Regions from separate parts of the Homo sapiens genome. Here regions 2 and 3 are each linked to region 1. The links are chromatin contacts, found by Hi-C or POLR2A ChIA-PET in ENCODE. All regions are on one chromosome and are shown on one strand. Each heading gives the region's core, a stretch centred on a gene start or an enhancer-like site at or near the end of the contact. The rest is flanking DNA. Distances are from core to core; before and after follow the strand shown.

Region 1 (4,093 bases), core at 546-3,045:
TTCAATGCCACTTAGGTTCAAGTGAGTGGAGTTACATATGTGTTTTTGGGGAGGGGCAGGAGGTCATTCCATTGTTATACCCTAACCACATTGTCCCTTGATACTCACAAAGACAAACTAGAGCGGGCTAGGGTTTCTGGGCATCTCTGCCTCCTGACCCTATCGGGGTCAAGACACACCCAGGCTGCATGTGTAGCCTTCGCTTAGTGTCATATATTCAGTGCCAGCAGCTATCTCATGAGGGCCATGGGCACTCATACAATGCAAAAGATACTATAAATCTTTTGTATCTTTGTGTATACACACACACACACACACACACACACACACACACACACACACACAGCCTGGTTGTGTCTTGATTGGTAACCCAGAATACACAGGCAGTGTTGCTTTGGTGATGAGTATTTTCAAAAAGGCAATTACATTTTAGTAAAGGCCAGAATCAGACATGTTGTATTCCTGGAAAATTCATGATATAATAAAAGCATGCAAAAAATTATTTGGGTTTTTATCTAAAATTGAGTTAGGTTACAGGCTCAGAAGAATGTTAAACAGCTTCTGTCTACCTGCATGTCTAATGGGATGTGTGAAGGTAATGCAGGGCAGGGGACAGTGCCCATTGACTGCCCCAAGGACACCTAACGCTGCCCACACACTCCCAAACTCCCAGGAGGCAGGGCCTACCCTCCCTTTGAGAGCTGCTGATCAAGTAGGAGTTTTCTGTTTTCATTCATATTTGAAAAGTTGGAATAATCTGCTTTATGATGTCTTTATTCCCTGAAAAGTTAAGCTAATAATATTGGTCAGTGTTTTCCTATTTAGGAACATTTTCTGAACATGTGGTCATTAGGGGATTTTAGAGTATAAGTTATGTATCTGTTAATTTTTTCTGGGTAATTATGTGGTTGAGATGCTAGTGGCACACATTATGGTTACATTTGTTCAGTAACTGTAACTCGAGCCCTGGAAATTAGGCTTCTATAAAATTTCATAGCAATTCATGAAATGTTGTTTGTAAGCAAAATGTACCCAGCTCCTTGACTAAAGTTACCTTAAATATTCTTAAAGATAGAGAGGTAATACGCATTTCTTTTTCTCTTTCTGTATGTGTGTATATATGAGAGAGAGAGAGAGAGTGTGTGTGTACATGTCCCTGATAATTCCTATCTCAGAGCAGTGGAAGTCCTCTGAGTTTGATAATATGCTTTGCATGTGCTATATTTGTGGACTGCCTCAGAACATCTCTTGGGGAGACTACCTGGGTTCAGGGACCACCTGCCTATGCACCTGAATCATGTGAGCCCTGATTTTATTTACCACGGAGCCAGGCACTTGAACACTGTCCCATCCCAACTGTGTCCATCCCAACTGTGGACAGCTTTTACACGGTCCACCTCCTTGCCTTCCAGGACCCCTTCCTCCCTTCTCCTTGGCTTCTGTGGCCCTGCACCCATGAAGGCCAGCACAGGCACCACCTTCTCTAGGAAGCATTTCTGGCATTTGAGAAAATGAGCTTTCACACAGTCTGGGTTAGGGCCCGGATCCCAAACTTTCTGTTTCTTTGTTTCCTCCCCCTTTCAACCATTATGGCTGAGGTGTGGCCATTCTGCATGTCACATGGCTGGTGAAAGACTCCTTTCTCTCTCTCTTTGGTGCTTCTTCAAAGGCTCCTTCACTTTCAATGGTATAGGTCAGATTGTACCATGTGTCTGCGGCTGACTCAATCATGGTAGCTTTTCTGTCCTTCCCATAGCATCCCTAACAGGCAGGAAATGATTTAGTCTTTATGAGTGTGCCTCCCCCCACAGGGAGACAGCCTTTTCCTGTTGCAGATCACACTGATTTTAAGAGAAGACTTCTCTTCATATGCAGCTTGCCCTTCTATCCTCCCATCCCATGTATATGTGGCATACCTTCTATGATGTTTCAGGCTCTGTTCTAGCAGTCAGACATATAGAGTGGGAGATGCTCAAGGGGCTCACAGTTTAGGGGGAGCTTGGACAAACTGTTGCAATCCCATGTGATGAATGCAGAGGAAGGGTCCAGACCCATTTTCTGGAATGTCAGAAATACTTCCTGGAGAAGGTGATGCCTGTGCTGGCCTTCATGGGTGCAGGGCCGAAGAAGCCAGGAGAAGGGAGGAAGGGATTCCTGGAAGGCAAGGAGATAGAAGAAAGCATTTGAGTTGTGTCCAGAGAATCCCCTTGGGAGGGGTATAGTCTTGAAGGAGCGTTTTGAGATAAGCAGAGTTGAACCCGTCGGGTTTTTAGGCCTGTTGTCTAGGACTACCTAGGATATGTGGTAGGAGAAAAGAATTATCACACCGTTCAAATACATTTTTAAAAATAATGAAAGATTTTCCAATGGAGGAAAACTAAAATCCTTTAATGCAGATTTTGCAAAAAAGCGTTTTTGCCAAGTGTTGACTAGTGTAGAGTTAATTCATTTGGAGTAATGTTTTATAGTATTTGTGAAATTTAGTATAGGTTAGAGTTAGTACTGGATCCAGGGTTTAAACTTTTGTTTTCTCTTTCTTTCCCCCCAAATTAAAGCATCCTATCCTTTTCATCTTAATTTCATTCATATCTTCATATTACGTTTTTGAGATAGCTGTTTATTTTTTTGAGGGGGAAATAGTGACATAAATAGGTTTAGAACCTCAGGTGGCTTAAAACCCCAGATGTAGTCAGTGGTAAATTTTTTTTTTCTTGGTTAGTCTAGTTTTGGTGTTGGTAAGTATTATATATGCTGGTGGGTTTTTAAAAAGGGCACGTGGTAGAGTCTGGCATACTATTTGGAGTCTTGTGGTAGCTGCCCACTTCCTGCTAATGCAGTAGAGCATGTTCATAATGGCCTTATATGCTTTCCTTCCTAGGGCAGGCCGTACTTAGTCATACCAGGTAAGAAATATGTTTTAAAATTTTAGTTAAACAGTTATGATGATAGCTTATAGTTTACTTTGCATTTCTTTATTTATAGAAAGATTACATTTTCTACACAGTGATTTACTGTTGTTATTTCCTACTTTGTTAACTCATTAACTCCACTTACTCATTGATGGGAGTCTGGATATTATCCTTCTGTAGTTTTACAAATCCTCACATTTTCTTATTCACTGCTTTTCTTCTATCAGTTGATTCACTGAATTTAGTGTGGGGATTTTACCACATCGATACTGCCTTCAGTGATTTTCTTTATGTTAGATTTTAGAAATTTCTCTCTGCTTTAATGTTGTAGGCTAAATATACCATTCCATTGTCTACTAAAGGGCTCAAGACTGTTCTTTAATATTGTTTGATTTCTTTAAAATGAATTCCACTGTGACTTGATCAAGTTTTGTATTATACCACTTGGGGACTTTAATTGATATTATGTTAAAACTCCATATTAACTTGAAGAGTATGATCAGTTTTGTTCTCGTTAAATTTTCCTGTTAAAAGGAAGCATATCATTCTATTGTTGGTGGCTTCCTTTTTTCTGTCATTAAATTCAGTTACAGAAAGTTGCCCTCAAGAATTATATACAAATCTCATGTGTCCTCAGATCCATTAGTAGCCATACAGTTAATGTTTGTGTTGCTTTTAGCAATGGTATCTTCTTCTCCACCATATGTTATAGATGTGTGACAGTTAGGAAAGCAGTTGTTTAATTAATTACAAAAGTAATTTGGAAAATTTGGAAAATAGAATTATCCAGTTCTATCACTATTATTACCTTGTTCAATTTTCTTCTGATTAAAACAATTATATTTGCTAGTTCTTTATTAGACAATTATAATATTAGAAAATACATGACCACAGGTCTAGGCATGGTGGCTTATTCCTGTAATCCCAACACTTCAAGAGGCCGAGGCAGAAGGATTGCATGAGCCCAGGAGTTCCAGACCAGCCTGGGCAACATAGTGAGATCCCGTCTTGAAAAATTAGCCAGGCATGGTGGTGCATGCCTATAGTCCCAGCTATTCAGGGGGCCGAGATGGGAGAATTGCTTGAGCCCTGTAGGTCAAGGCTACAGTGGGCCATGATCGTGCCACTGCACTCAGCCTGGGCAACCAAGTGAGGCCCTGTCTCAAAAAAAAAAAAAAGAAAAA
Region 2 (4,093 bases), core at 631-3,130, 560 kb before region 1:
TAATAAAACTGAATCTCATTCACAATAACAAGGCATTCTCTAGAAAAAGGCTGAGTAAACTCTACCACACAGGCAAGCCACCTGTTTTTGTAAATAAAGTGGGGTTTTCTTGTGTTTTGTTGTTGTTTTTGTTAGTTTTGTTTTTTGAGACGGAGTCTCACTCTGTCATCCAGGCTGGAGTCCAGTGGCACGATCTCAGCTCACTGCAACCTCCACCTCCCAAGTTCAAGCGATTCTCCCGCCTCAGGCTTCCAAGTAACTGGGATTACAGACGCGCAACACCACACCCGGCTAATTTTTGTATTTTTAGTAGAGATGGGGCTTCGCCATGTTGGCCAGGCTGGTCTCGAACTCCTGACCTCAGGTGATCCACCCTCCTCAGCCTCCCAAAGTGCTGGGATTACAGGTGTGAGCCACTGCACCCAGCCGTAAATAAAGTTTTATTAGAACATTTAAAAAAAGAAGTCTGGGCCGGGCATGGTTCTCTCACTTATAAGTGGGAGCTAAACTATGGCTACACAAAGGCACACAGAGTGATATAATGGACACTGGAGACTTAGAAAGGGAGAAAGTGGGAGGGAGGTGAGAGATGAAAAATTACCTACTGGATACAATGTACGCTTTTTGGGTGATGGGTACACTAAAAGCCCAGACTTGCAGGGTGAGGTGGCTCATGCCTGTAATCCCAGCACTTTGGGAGGCCGAGGCTGGTGGATCACTTGAGCTCAGGAGTTCGAGACCAACCTGGTCAACATGGTGAAACCCCGTCTCTACTAAAAATATAAAAATTAGCCAGGCGTGGTGGTGGGCACCTGTAATCCCAGCTACTCGAGAGGCTGAGGTAGGAGAATCGCTTGAGGTCGGGAGGCAGAGGTTGCAGTGAGCCGAGATCGCACCACTGCACTCCAGCCTGGCCAACAGAATGAGACTCCGTCTCAAAAAATAAAATAAAAGCCAGACTTCATCACTATACAATTCACCCATGTAACCAAAAACCACTTGTACCCCAAAAGCTACTGAAATTTTTTAAAATTTAATGTTTCTTTTGAAAGAAAAAAGAAAAGCAATTCATCAGAAACTCTAAAGAAAAGGCCAGGCACGGTGGCTCATGCCTGTAATCCCAGCACTTTGGGAGGCCGAGGCGGGCGGATGACGAGGTCAGGAGATGGAGACCATCCTGGCTAACACGGTGAAACCCCGTCTCTACTAAAAATACAAAAAATTAGCCGGGCACGGTGGTGGGCGCCTGTAGTCCCAGCTACTCGGGAGGCTGAGACAGGAGAATGGCGTGAACCCGGGAGGCGGAGTTTGCAGTGAACCGAGATCGCACCACTGCACTCCACTCTAGCCTGGGCAACAGAGCAAGACTCCATCTCAAAAAAAAAAAAAAAAAAAAAAAAAAAAAGCTGGTCCAAAAAAAAATAATGATCCCCACATGAAACATACTAAAATGTGGCCTAATTCTGAACGCCAACCACAGCACAGATTAATAATCTCCATTTGTTCTCATTGCTTCACATTCACCTTCCAAAGTACAGATTTTGTGGCAAAAAGCTACATCCCCTCACTTACTGTAACCACACTACTTGACATACAATTCAGACTACAATAAAGTCCTAGGTGTGCTCCACTGCTATTGGACTGTCATTGCTTCTAGGTGTTTTCCATGCAGATAGCTAAGAAATACGTGACAGCTCTAATTCAAAATGAATCTAGCAAAATTTTTCCTTAAGTTCTTTAACTTTATACTTGTATCCTTTAAATTCTTACATGAAAAAAAGGTTGCTACCTACATGGTTGATTTCACATGCCACTAATGAATCATAACCCACAGTGTGCAAAACTGTGAGAAGACAGCTTCAACAGCTGTCACAGCCACGCAAGGCAACAGCAGGAACAATGACTCCACCTTCCTTCCCTCTCTCATCCCTTCCCCTCTCCTCCCCTCCTCCTCCTCCCTGTCTCATCTTCCCCTGCCCCATTCTCCTCCTCAGCTCCTCCTCCTACTCCCCTGCCTCATCTCACTCACTCTGCAAACTGCACTTCCAAAGGCATACCCAGGGGACAGGGAGATGGTGCTTGATGCATAGTTTTATTTATTTATTATTTATTTTATTTTATTTTTTTTTTTTGAGAAAGAGCCTCGCTCTGTCGCCCAGATTGGAGTGCAGTGGCGCGATCTCAGCTCACTGCAACTCTACCTTCCGGGTTCAAGCAATTCTCCCTGTCTCAGCCTCCCGAGTAGCTGGGATTACAGGCATGTGTCACCATGCCTGGCTAATTTTTGTATTTTTAGTAGAGTCGGGGGTTTTACCATGTTGGCCAGGCTGGTCTTGAACTCCTGACCTCAGGTGATCCGCCCGCCTCGGCCTCCCAAAGTGCTGAGATTACAGGCGTGAGCCACCGTGCCAGCCTATTTATTATTTTTTTTATTTTTTAGAGACAGGGTCTTGCTCTATTACCCAGGCTGCAGTGCAGTGGCACAATCATGGCTCACTGCATTCTCTAACTCCTAGGCTCAAGCCATCCTCCCACCTCAGCCTCATGAGTAGGCTGGGACTACAGGCATGTCGCCACACCTGGCTTTGGTGCAACAGCTTTAAATCCACCTGACCTCTGCCCTTCTGACACAGCACTCGATATTCTCGACCTCATGAGCACTAAGACCACCCTCAGACAGTGAGGGAGATTCAGGCAGGCAGTGACAGCTCCCCAGAAAGCTCTTTACACAGTGGGCACTAAGCAAGTGTTTGAAATAAATACCAAGGTAATAAGACTGTATTATTACTGCTAACACAGAAAAGCATACACAAACAGGAAAGCAACGTGAAAGACTAATAACAGTTGTTTCTAGTGGGTGTGATTTTTTTCATATAATATATTTTGCTACTTTCTTCTGAGATACAAATGTATTTTTTAGTAAGAAAACTTAACAAGTTCATTTTGGAAAATACTCAAAATTTTTAGCAAATACCACTTTCACCTAATAAAAACTGTTCTCTTGAGAGGTGGGTAAAGAAAAAAAGAATAAACCTTGGTTCTACCATACAAAACAATTTGTTAACATCTACTAAAATTACAAATGCACTTATGTTTCCCAGCAAGTGCATTTTCGGGAATTAATCCTACAGATGCATTACATACATGACAGGTTAGAAAATTAATTGCTTCATTATTTTTTAAGCAAAATGACAACCTAAAAGTCCATAGGAGGGCTGCTGTTTAAATACAGTAGCCCACAGATAAAAATGCCATTCCACCCTAAAGAAGAATAAAGAAACTATATATCTATAATGAAAGAGCTCCAAAACACACTGTCAAGAAAAAATAAACCCAAAGAAGTTCTTATTCCCTTAAGAGAGAAGTAGACTGTATCAAAATAACTTTCTCACAGACCGAGATTATGAACTCTAGATAAAATGTGAAAAACAATCTTCTAAAGACACTGGAGACAAACAAGAAATAAAAAAGAAGCTTGGAATTTATATGACCCTTGAAAGAAGGGAACATCACTGGGCAAGATCCACTTTTATATTGCTTTACTCCTGAGAGTATGCCCCAGTCTCAGAGGAGTGGAGCAGAGAAAAAAAAGCTGCAATTTTATTGGCCTGACAGGTTAAAGGAGGATTTGAGACTGCTAAAGAAGCTGGAAATTGAGAGGGAAATATAGGAAAGGAGGAACCCACTAAAAAAGGAACCCAAAGTCTGAGTATAAGGTCCCCTCAAATCTTTGGCTGAACCCTGAACTGCGTAAGCGGAGGTGAGACTCCCACAAGCCCAGAAAGGACACGATAGCTTGAAGGTTGAAGGAGCAAGCTGATGGCTGGGTGCGGGAGCTCATGCCTATAATCCCAGCACTTTGGGCGGCCAAGGCAGGAAGATCACTTGAGTTCAGGAGTTTGAAACCAGCCTGGGCAACATAGTGAGACCCCATTTCTACAAAAATAAAAATTAGCCAGATAGTGCATGCCTGTAGTCCTACCTACTTGGGAGGCTAAGGTAGGAGAATTGCTTGAGCCCAGAAGTTTAAGGTCACAGTAAACTATGATCACACCATTGCACTCTAACCTGGGTAACAGAGCAAGATCCGTCT
Region 3 (4,093 bases), core at 968-3,467, 550 kb after region 1:
GAGAATTACAGAATGATTTCCCACCACCCAACAAGGTTCAGAAGCTTGTAGACCATCTTGGCAAAACAACTTACAGGAGGGGAGAAAGAGGAATTCTTTCAAGGGGCAATAAAGGATTACTAGGGAGAAGGAATGGATCAGGGCACAGAGATTAACTTGTACGCTATCCTATGAAAGGGTCTTTTCAGGTGTGGTTACATTCTTGGTCTTACAGGGAGGGCAAGAAAAACAGTTGTTCTCCTTGGAGGGTCTGGACTTTAAGCAGATAAAGACATTTTCTGTTTTGGGAGAAACCAGTGGGGAGGGAGATCAGAGAGACCTTGAGACTTCTTCAGTTCAGCTTGTTAAAGTGCCATATTTTGGGGTTATTGGTTTCTGAACCAGATTTTATGTCAGTAAACATGTATTCCTTATGTTTAAAAGAATGCTTATTTAGGCCAGGCATGGTGGCTCACGCCTGTAACCCCAGCACTTTGGGAGGCTGAGGCAGGCAGATCACCTGAGGTTGGGAGTTTGAGACCAGCCTGACCAACATGGGGAAACCCTGTCTCTACTAAAAATAGAAGAATTAGCCAGGTGTGGTAGTGGGCGCCTGTAGTCCCAGCTACTGGGAGGCTGAGGCAGAATTGCTTGAACCCGGGAAGTGGAGGTTGCAGTGAGCCAAGATCTCGCCATTGCACTCTGGCCTGGGTGACAGGGCAAGACCCTGTCTCAAACAAACAAAGAAAAAATTCTTTTAGTTTGATCTCCTTCATTTCATTACTCCCTTGAATCAGGCATTTAGGATTTAGGATTTCCCATTCCTCAAACTCTTCCTAACTCTGGTCCTCCTGGATTTGTCCTTATTTTGGGTGTCACAAGTTCGCGTGGCTTTACCTATCAGCTCCCATTTACAGAGCATTAATTATCTTCTGAACTCAAGGTAGCAGTTATGAATTTCTTTACCGAAGAGGACAAGGAGGCTCAGAAACATTGACTGGATTCTCCCAGGAGGAAAAGAGACCATGCATCACGCAATGTTTACTAACATTTAAAAATAGTTACAAATGTTTACAAATATTAATTCATTTAATCTTCACAGAGAGGAAGGGACTTATTTTTAGCCTTATTTTTCAAATAAGGAACTGTGGCCCTGGAAAGGTTCTATCTTGCAGGGGCTCCTGGGGCTGGTAATTGGTGGAGCCCAGATTCCAACACAGGTATTCTGGCTTCAGAGCTAAGGTTTTAATCACTGCTTTGCTGTCTTGTATTCTTAATAGTAGTAAACATTTTTAAATAGTGGTTGTTAATGATATTTTACTTTTAACTTTAATTTTATTTTTAAAAATGAAACGGGCGGGGCGGGCAGGGGGTCATCTCAATATGTTGCCCAGGCTGATCTCAAACTCCTGGGCTCAATCGATCCTCCTGCCTCGGCCTCCCAAAGTGGTGGGATTACAGACGTGAGCCACTGCGTTCGGCCAGTGATATTTAATATAATACTAAAAATGTTATCAACAATGGTTTACATTGTCCAGAGCTTTTTATTAAGCATTTTCACTTAGATCATTTTTGGAAACTCATTTTGCAGAGAGAAGAACTGAAGCTGAAAAATCTACCTGCCTAAGGACTCATAACTTGTAAGAATAGTTGTGAAACCTCACTGGAGGAACTGCAGATTCATTATTTTTCTTAATAACACACTATAAAGAATAATAAAAGTGCTTCGCATTGCCTAGAGCTTCACAAGGCCACTTTATACACATTTTACAATGGGTACCGTCTCAGAGAGGCCAGCAACTCGTCCAACACAGCACTGCAAGTAAGAAGTAGGAAAGTTATTGTTTTGCTTAATAATAAGGCCTTACGCTTCAGGGCTAAAGAAAAGCCTTTTCTTACAGAAATTAAACTCCAATTACAGAAAGGTGTGAAGTTCAGTAAGGCCCTGGGGCAGGTTATCCTACAGCTTTTGGCACCGCAGGCACCGCCCGGCGAGTTCCGGCCTCCAGGCACCTGGGCAGGTGGGCGTTGGGCGGGCTGCGGGCTGACCTGGGCCGCCCCGCCCCCACCCCGCCCCAGCTGTCCCCGGGCTGCTCCGAGAGGACCCCGGGCCCACCTTACCCCACCTCACCCCACCTCCACCCCTGGAGCGCGTCCCGGAGCGGGCGGGCGGCCGGCGGGCCAGGCCCCTCCCCGGCGCCGAGCCGCGGCCGCGCGGAGGAAGCGAAGGAGGCGGGAGCGGAGACCTCGCTGCGCTCATGGCGTCGCCCGGGTGAGTGCCGCCTCGCAGGCCCTGCGCCCCCGCGGCTGCCGGCAGGAACGGGAGCGGGACCCGGAGCGGCTCTGGCCTGCGGGCTCTGGTCTGGGATGCGGCCCGGACCCGGCCAGGGGCGCCCCCGCCCGCCAGGCCCACCAGGCCCACGGCCCGCTCGCGCCGACCTTGGGCGGACCGGCCGCGCGGGCGTGGGGGGCGGGCGGGGGCGCCGGCGGAGGACAGCGGTCCCCCGGGATGCGGGGGTCCGGGTACGCGGGCCTAGGGGATCCGGGGAGGGCGCGAGGCCCGGAGGTGCCCGGGGCGCGGCGGGAGCGAGGGCCCGGCGAGCGGCTGGGGAACCGGGGTGCGGGTCCTCGCCGCGGCCCGGGGCAACCCGCGGAGGCCTGGAAATGCTTCGCTCCGGCGCCTGGTATCGATGTTCCTGGGTTTTAAACTTGCTCGCGTTGGGAGTGGACGCTTGTTTGCCGCGTCGTTGAGACGTACCCAGAATGTCAGGATCCGGGCAGATGCAGACCCTTTGCTGACAGCCGGAGAGCCGCTCCGGGATCTCCTTGGTCGGGGCCATTGCCTACCGGCCTGCCTTGGGGTGGCTGCGCTTATTTTGATATTACCTCTTTTCAACTTTTTTGATTTAAATGTTATTCCTTTTAGGAAATGATGGCGACACATATAGTTTGTAATTTTTGAGAAAAAATTCTCACTTGGCAAACTAAAACCTCAGTAATTCATTATTTTTTTGTTTTTTGTTTTGATAATTTTACTAGTACTGAAATTTGGGAATGACAGTCCAACACTTTCATTTTACAAAGAAAGAAATTAGGCTCAAGGTCATCGCTTTAGTTGTTAAAATTCTTCTTTGACTGTTACCCATCATTCAGAGGGTCTTGGATCTAGTGGCTGTGATAGCCATTCAGAACAGTTCCCAAAGAGCTTTACAGGTGTGTGTTCAGTGGTAGGGGTGGGGAGGGGACGGTGCTAAGGGGCCGGGATCATGGATTTCGTGCCTCCTCCAGATGAGGCCTGAGCCATGCCCTGGGGTGATTTGGCTCAGTACAGTGGGCCTGAATGAAGCAAGCTGAATTTGAACCCCGCCTGCTGTCTTTCTAGGCTTTGGGGCAGTGGTCATTTCCGGGACCAGGCCTTTTCATTGCCAGCTGACTACCCAGCACTTTGAGCTCATGAATAGAGTAAGCAGGGAACCATCCCTGGGAAGGCCAGGCTGATTGACCTAGGGGTTCAAGGTCCTGCAGCATTCCTTTCCCCCTTGTCAGGAAAGGGTGGGCAGAGCCTCCTGGAGGCAATGTTGAGGGTGGCTGAACCTGTGTGGGGCTGCCCTGAACGAAGCTTTAAAAAAAAAAAAAATAGTGGTGCATTTGGTGCCCAAGTACACTACTTTGTAGACATGGGTCAGAGGTGGACTTAATGCTTCACTGGTGTTTCTGTGAGCCAGTAGGGCTTAAACTGTGTCCCTGTAGTTGGTGACATTTGGTATTTGCGGTTGTGATTATTTGTGTGACCCCCATGAGTCTGCAGTTTGTAATCTATAATTTTCTGCGGGATATCCATTGCAAAAGCTGAGGTCTCAAAACCTTTAGTATACAAGTCATGCACCACAAAATGACAGCGGAGGACCACGTTATATGACAGTGGTCCCATGCACAAATACTTATCATTGTGTTAGTTGCCTACAGTATTCATACTGTAACATGCTGTACAGGTTTGTAGCCTAAGAGCAACAGGCTGTACCATATTGCCTAGGTGCATAGTACACCTTACGATGTAGGTTTGTGTAAGTTTGCCCTATGATGCTCACACAAGGACCAAATTGCCAAATGACAC

The links. A loop is a pair of places that touch in the nucleus more often than their neighbours do. ChIA-PET counts read pairs that join two places held with the same protein, here RNA polymerase II (POLR2A). Pooled maps may share reads with other maps.
Region 2: a pooled map shows a loop between it and region 1 (2.3-fold over the local background). The contact joins two enhancer-like sites. A Hi-C loop is called at or near these places in 1 of 168 maps with a recorded cell type or tissue (CD8-positive, alpha-beta T cell), 1 of 37 single-sample maps with no recorded cell type and 5 of 50 pooled maps.
Region 3: a loop to region 1 is called in a pooled map, with 3 times the contacts of the local background. The contact joins the promoter of URGCP here to the enhancer-like site in region 1. A Hi-C loop is called at or near these places in 1 of 50 pooled maps. POLR2A ChIA-PET finds 5 or more read pairs at or near these places in 2 of 52 experiments (GM10248 and activated T-cell).

Annotation. Positions count from the first base shown.
Region 1 is chr7:44,459,198-44,463,290 of GRCh38, reverse strand. All of the region lies in intron 2 of NUDCD3 (NudC domain containing 3), which reads left to right. Among named protein-coding and RNA genes, the nearest start is that of NUDCD3, 29 kb to the left of the region's middle. Within about 2 kb of position 1,795, at least 2 of the 41 ENCODE cell types and tissues checked have a DNase peak (open chromatin) inside an H3K27ac peak, as active enhancers do.
Region 2 is chr7:45,019,603-45,023,695 of GRCh38, reverse strand. All of the region lies in intron 1 of CCM2 (CCM2 scaffold protein), which reads right to left. Among named protein-coding and RNA genes, the nearest start is that of CCM2, 21 kb to the right of the region's middle. Within about 2 kb of position 1,880, at least 2 of the 41 ENCODE cell types and tissues checked have a DNase peak (open chromatin) inside an H3K27ac peak, as active enhancers do.
Region 3 is chr7:43,904,720-43,908,812 of GRCh38, reverse strand. It overlaps URGCP (upregulator of cell proliferation), which reads left to right and starts at 2,217. Exons shown (of 6, transcript NM_001077663.3): 1 at 2,217-2,251. The coding sequence starts at 2,238. URGCP-MRPS24 (URGCP-MRPS24 readthrough) reads left to right here and starts at 2,217. Exons shown (of 7, transcript NM_001204871.2): 1 at 2,217-2,251. The coding sequence starts at 2,238. RefSeq lists silencers at 1,792-1,951, 2,012-2,441.